Regions from separate parts of the Homo sapiens genome. Here region 2 is linked to region 1. The links are chromatin contacts, found by Hi-C or POLR2A ChIA-PET in ENCODE. All regions are on one chromosome and are shown on one strand. Each heading gives the region's core, a stretch centred on a gene start or an enhancer-like site at or near the end of the contact. The rest is flanking DNA. Distances are from core to core; before and after follow the strand shown.

Region 1 (2,700 bases), core at 103-2,602:
AGATCTACAGGGAGAGGAGGCAGCCCTCCAAGGCAAGCCCTTGGGAGGCTTGAGCCCTGAGCATCCTTGGCCCACCCTCCTCAGAAGCCAGGTTGCTGACTCAGCCTGACTCACCCCCAGGGCCCAGCCAGGTTGGGGTGTGCCCAAACTCTGGGAGGGGCACCTTCTGCCACCCCTCCAGCATCTCATGTCCCTTCCAATACCCAAGGACCAAGGGTCACTATACACAGCCTTGAATGTGGGAGCCCAGATATCCCCCTAAACGGACCTCTCTTTAGCCTGATAAATGAATCACCATATATCCTAATGTTTAAGAGATCCCTCACTTATAGCTCCTATGTCTTTGGGCAAGTCACCCGCCCTCCCTCTCTGTTTCTTCACCTGTGGAAATGGGAATAATAACCCTTACTTTGCAGAGTGGTTGGGAGAACCGGAACAGATTAATGGGTGTAAAGTGCTCAGGGGCCTGGCATAGAGGAGGTGGTTAAGATATTATTCCAGAACCAAGAGTTCCCTTCCCCCATCGCCCCTGGCCAGGGTGCAGTCAAGGACCAATGGGGGAAGAAGTAGGTTGGGGATCTCCAGGCTTTCCCAAATACCTCCTCCTGCACCGCTCTCATGACAGCAGGCCTCTCCTTCAGCTCTGAGAAGCCTAAGCACCCGAGTTGTTCTTGAAGAACCCACCAACAGGGGAGCGGCTGCAGGCTTGGACCACCTTGGCCAGGTTCTGTGGCTCCAGCCTAATCTCTAAGAGGCAACACTGGCCACCACTGGCAGTGGGACCCTGGGTTCTGATCAATTAGTGTAACAAATCTGTGAATACAAAATAACTCTGGTCTTTTATCCTGATAGTGACCCCAACAAGGGCTACCTGTCTTTTCTGGAAGTCTTTCCTAATGGGTCTTCTCCCTGGGGTTCCAGGCTCAGCCCAACCAAAGGAGCTTCCTTTGCTCCCCCCTTTTTTTTTCAGTAGAGGCGGGGTTTCACCATGTTAGTCACGATGGTCTCGATCTCCTGACCTCGTGATCCGCCCGCCTCAAACTCCCAAAGTGTTGGGAGTACAGGTGTGAGCCACCGCACCCGGCCTTGCTCCCCTTTCAAAGAGGGTTCCCGCCCCTAGGGAGCCGGTGATGGGCACAGCTCTGGCCTCTAGTCCCACTCCACCCAGGAAGCTATCCCCAGAACTACACTCCCACTCTAGGGCTGCGCTGACCGCGACTACCCTGCTCGTTCTCCCAGGCCCCTGCAGCTCAAGGTCTAGGAAGCCCCGGGGACTACCGGGCAAAGGGATGATTGGGGGCAGGAACAATAAAGGACTGAACCTCCTCCAGGCCACACCCCTTCGTCTCGAGAAAGCAGCCCCACACTGCCCTCTGGTGGCAACGCTCACATGGTTATCCAGTTGAGGGGCAGGTCCCAGATTAGAACCTTGAACTGGTCTCCCAGCCCCAAGCACCAGCCTGAAGAAAGGCTCCTGTTCCCCCCTCATTTCCCTTTGCTGAGATATAAATTCATTGGTGGCCGTCAGTGTCCTCAATGCACAGGTCCCCCAAGATCCCTGTACTCAGTCCTGTCCCCAGAGCTGGGGGCCACCAAGAAAGTGTTCTGAAAGTCATGTGGGGAAAAGGGGTGGGTCAGCCTTCTGTCCGAGGCTAGAGCTGGCCTCCAACAAACTGCTCAGCCCCCAAGGGATCCCCTGGGATGGTGACAGCCAGAAAAGCCTGCCTGGAAAAGAGCCAGGAGACATAAGCCCTTAAAAGTAGAGACCCTCCTCTGATTTGGCTCTGCTTTCTGAGCCCCTATCAATATTTGCTAATTAAGAAGAAAATGGAGGCAGACGGGTGAGCTTTTTTTTTTTTTTTTTTTTTTCTTGAGACACAGTCTTGCTCTGTTGCCCAGGCTGGAGTGCGGTGCAACCTCCACCTCCCGAGTTCAAGCAATTCTTTCTCAGCCTCCCGAGTAGCTGGGATTACAGGCACCTGCCACCACGCCCAGCTAATTTTTGTTATTTTTAGTAGAGAAGGGGTTTCACTATGTTGGCCAGCCTGGTCTTGAACTCCTGACATCAAGTGATTGGCCCTCGTGGGCCTCCCAAAGTGCTGGGATTACAGGCATGAGCCACCGCACCCAGCCTGAATAAAGCCAGACGGGTGAGCTTCTAGAGGGGGCCCTGGAGGGTCAGGCAGGTGTGGGAGGTGCCTTTTGTTAGTTGGCTATGTGGTAATGGACATAGCACTAACTAGGAGCTGGGGTTCAAGTCTACATGTGTGTGCCCTGGCCAGGAAGCTTGATGAGGAGCAGTGGGACATCTGGAAGTGGAGGGAGGGGGCAGAGCTGCCTGTGACACCAGGACCAATCTCCATTTACTACCCTCTACTTCACACACACACACACACTAGCCAGTGTCGTCTCTAATTCTCTACTCACCCACCCCACCCCCAAATCGGGACAAGCTGATTACAAATAAATCCTGGAGAAAGCCAAAACTGTGATGGCACCGAGCACTTTACACCATTAGCTAAAAGCTTCTCCGGACCAAGTGCCCCCTCCCATGCAACCCAGAAAACAAATGGTCCTGGCTGCAGCCCAGCACCAAGGCCTGAGCTCAGCTCTTTCCAAGATGTCCTGTCCTCTCTAAGCCTCTAGACCCCAAATGACCCAAGTGGCTTTGGAAGGTGTTCCCTGTTTGGAAAGACCAGA
Region 2 (2,700 bases), core at 3-2,502, 140 kb before region 1:
GGTCTTGCGGCTCCACTGCTGTCTGCCTGCAGGCAGCTCTCCCCAGAGCAGCCGCAGGGAGCTTTGAGACCTGTAAACCAGAGCATGGTGTTTCCCCTGCTGAAAACCTTTCAAATGCTTCCTGATGAACTTGGGAGAAAATGCAAGGAAAGTGTGGCCCACCCCTTTCTCCACTTCATGCCCCACTACCCTTTCCCTGTTCCAGTCGCACCGGCCTTCCTGTGTCCCTAACGCACATCTGCCTTGCCAGGCCTGTTCCTCCATACAGCTGTGGCATTTGCTCGATCCCCAGCCTGGAGCACTGCCCATAGACTGCCTCGCGCCGGTGCTCTCCTTCAGGCCCTAGATCAAACGTCATCTCTTCAGAGAGGCCTCCCTGACTGTCCAGTCTAACGGGCAGCACACGCCCCACCAGCTGCCTCTACCCCCATGTCAGACACTATTCTGGATCTGAGGACACAGCCAGGAACAAGACAGAAGAGGCTCCTGATGTCAGGGGGCTCCCATGCCAGCATGGAGCATTGGATGTGGACAAAGCAGTGTCAGGTAGTGGTAAGTGTCCTGAAGAAGGCAGACATGAGGGAGAGGTGGGGCTGCTGGATGGCCAGCAAGGGTTCTCTAAGGAGCTGGTGTCTGAGCTGAGACCCAAAGGACAAGAAGAGCTCATCTTCCAAAGACCAGGGCCCCTGAGGGGGGTGTGCTTGAGGAACCTGAAGTGCGGGGGAAGAGGGGAAGCATGGTGTGAGAATGGAGAAGAGGGCAGGGGCCAGATCATGCCAGGCCCGTGGGCCTGGGGCTAGGATTCATGGTGCTGTGTGGCACCATCAAAGGCTCTTGAGTAGCATGACATGGTCTGACCTGGGGAGGGATGTGCGGACAGCCTGGGAGTGCGATAGAGTCGGCTCAGGCCCTGGGCTGGCCCCACTCAGTGTCCTGCCTGCCAGCAGCTCAAGCTGGGTCTATGAGGGCAACAGAGTAAAGCTTCCCGACAGGCACCACTGGCCAAGCCAGCAGTGGGATGGAAGCTCCAGCCTAGGAGAGCTGCTAGCAGGGAGGGGCGAGCAGGACGCTGGAGCAGAGTGGGCGTGGAGTCAGGGGCACATTGGGGAGGGAGGGGCTGAGTGGGCACCAGGCTCTGCTGGACTCCTGCTGGCCACCCCTCCCTTGCTGAGCCTCAGCGCCTGCAGGCAAACAGTCACCAGACCTGTCATGTGGGAGGCGTGGCATTGCTGAACACCAGGGTTGGACATGCGTGTTCCCTGCTGAACCCTATGGTCGTGGCCTGGGGAGTTGTCAGGTCAGGAAAGGGCAGACCTAGAATCAGAACCAGACTTTAGCACTGGGAGGGATCCTAGAGACTGCAGAAGTCCAGGAGGAGAAGATAAGGGGTTAGGGAATCAAAAGACCAGGACTGAAACCCCCCTCCCCCACTTGCAACTTTGTGGTCCCCATGTGCAAAGGTGTGGAGGTTAAATGAGAATGCTGAGGCGAGCACCTAGCAGTAAGGGCTTCTAAATGTCTGACATGATGACAGAGCCCGGCCCATCCCCCTCAGCTCACAGAGGAAGCAGAGGCCAGGGCGGAAGTGACTTGCTTAAGGGCCACAGAGCTGCATTGAGCTCAGCTCCCCGACCTCTAGTCCAGGCTCTCCTGTGATGCTATAAGTGGTCCTTCTTCCCACATCGTTCCCTCCGCAGAGGTGAGGCGGCCTCCTGCCTGTCCCACTTTCTTTTCAGCCTGCCTCTGAGCACCTACCATGCAGCAGACACAGTTGCGTGGTTGGTGGTTCCCACCCTGGAAGCGCTGGCACTGACACTTGTGTGTGGGAGACAGACATGTAAACAACTAAAACACAAGGCAGGCTGAAGTGCCGCAGGGACACAGCACGTTGCAGGTGGGCCCTGGGGGCAGATGGGGCTCCATCTGGCACTACCACTTACAATGGAATGGCAACGAGGCCCAAACCTAAGTTAGAACAGATCAAGAGGGCCTTGGATTCAATGCAGAGAAGTGTGGGCTCTTTCCTGAAGATGGGGGAACTGCAGAGGTTCTGGAGGAGCCATGACCATGACTGGCCTGTGTTTAGGATGAGGGCTCTCCTGGCTGATGGAGAAGGGACTAGATGAAGCTTTTCCCCCAGTGTTCTTGGCTCTGGGAATTTTCCGCCTCCTCCTTCCATGGATAATTATCCTTCCTAAGAAACTGATCAGATGGGAAACTGCAGGAAATTGTTTGGGACGGGGATTGTGTAGGAGTTGAGGGGAGAGTGGAGAGGATGTAGCCGGAGAGGGGTATCCGTGCCAAGCAGCAGGTGGTGGCTCCCTTCAGAGGGGAGGGAGGGAAGCCTGGGCAGGGCTGGGAATTTAGAGCAGGAAGATGCAGGTGCTTCTGGGGGAGCTGAGTCCCTCAAAACTCCTGGTCTTATCCTCGGTTGAGGAGAGGGGTTAGGGTGACTGGCAGGGTCTGACTTTTCTGGGTCAACAAGAGCTGGGGAAAGTGTGAGGCAGTGTGGCCCAGTGGGCGGGGCCAAGCCCAGGCCCAGCTCTGCTTGGAAATTCCCTTATTGTGGGCCAGGGCTAGTTAGGAGTGGTGAGTGTGCACTGGGCATCCTCCCTTGGCACAGAGCAGTCCTCCTCCTGCCCCCTGCTCCCAGCAGACCCAGAGCTTGAGTCGTGGACCTGGCTGCTGTCCCCTTGCTAG

What was found. Hi-C counts contacts between places; a loop is a spot of excess contacts on that map. ChIA-PET counts read pairs that join two places held with the same protein, here RNA polymerase II (POLR2A). Pooled maps may share reads with other maps.
Region 2: a loop to region 1 is called in a pooled map, with 3 times the contacts of the local background. The contact joins two enhancer-like sites. A Hi-C loop is called at or near these places in 1 of 50 pooled maps. POLR2A ChIA-PET finds 5 or more read pairs at or near these places in 8 of 52 experiments (BJ, CD8-positive, alpha-beta memory T cell, H1 and 5 more).

The regions. Positions count from the first base shown.
Region 1 is chr1:26,996,488-26,999,187 of GRCh38, reverse strand. All of the region lies in intron 1 of TRNP1 (TMF1 regulated nuclear protein 1), which reads right to left. Among named protein-coding and RNA genes, the nearest start is that of TRNP1, 4.1 kb to the right of the region's middle. RefSeq lists enhancers at 1-292, 1,074-1,193, 1,204-1,263, 1,216-1,510, 1,021-1,626. Within about 2 kb of position 1,352, at least 15 of the 41 ENCODE cell types and tissues checked have a DNase peak (open chromatin) inside an H3K27ac peak, as active enhancers do.
Region 2 is chr1:27,136,248-27,138,947 of GRCh38, reverse strand. The region is part of intron 1 of SLC9A1 (solute carrier family 9 member A1); the gene reads left to right. Among named protein-coding and RNA genes, the nearest start is that of SLC9A1, 18 kb to the left of the region's middle. RefSeq lists an enhancer at 627-1,438. Within about 2 kb of position 1,252, at least 24 of the 41 ENCODE cell types and tissues checked have a DNase peak (open chromatin) inside an H3K27ac peak, as active enhancers do.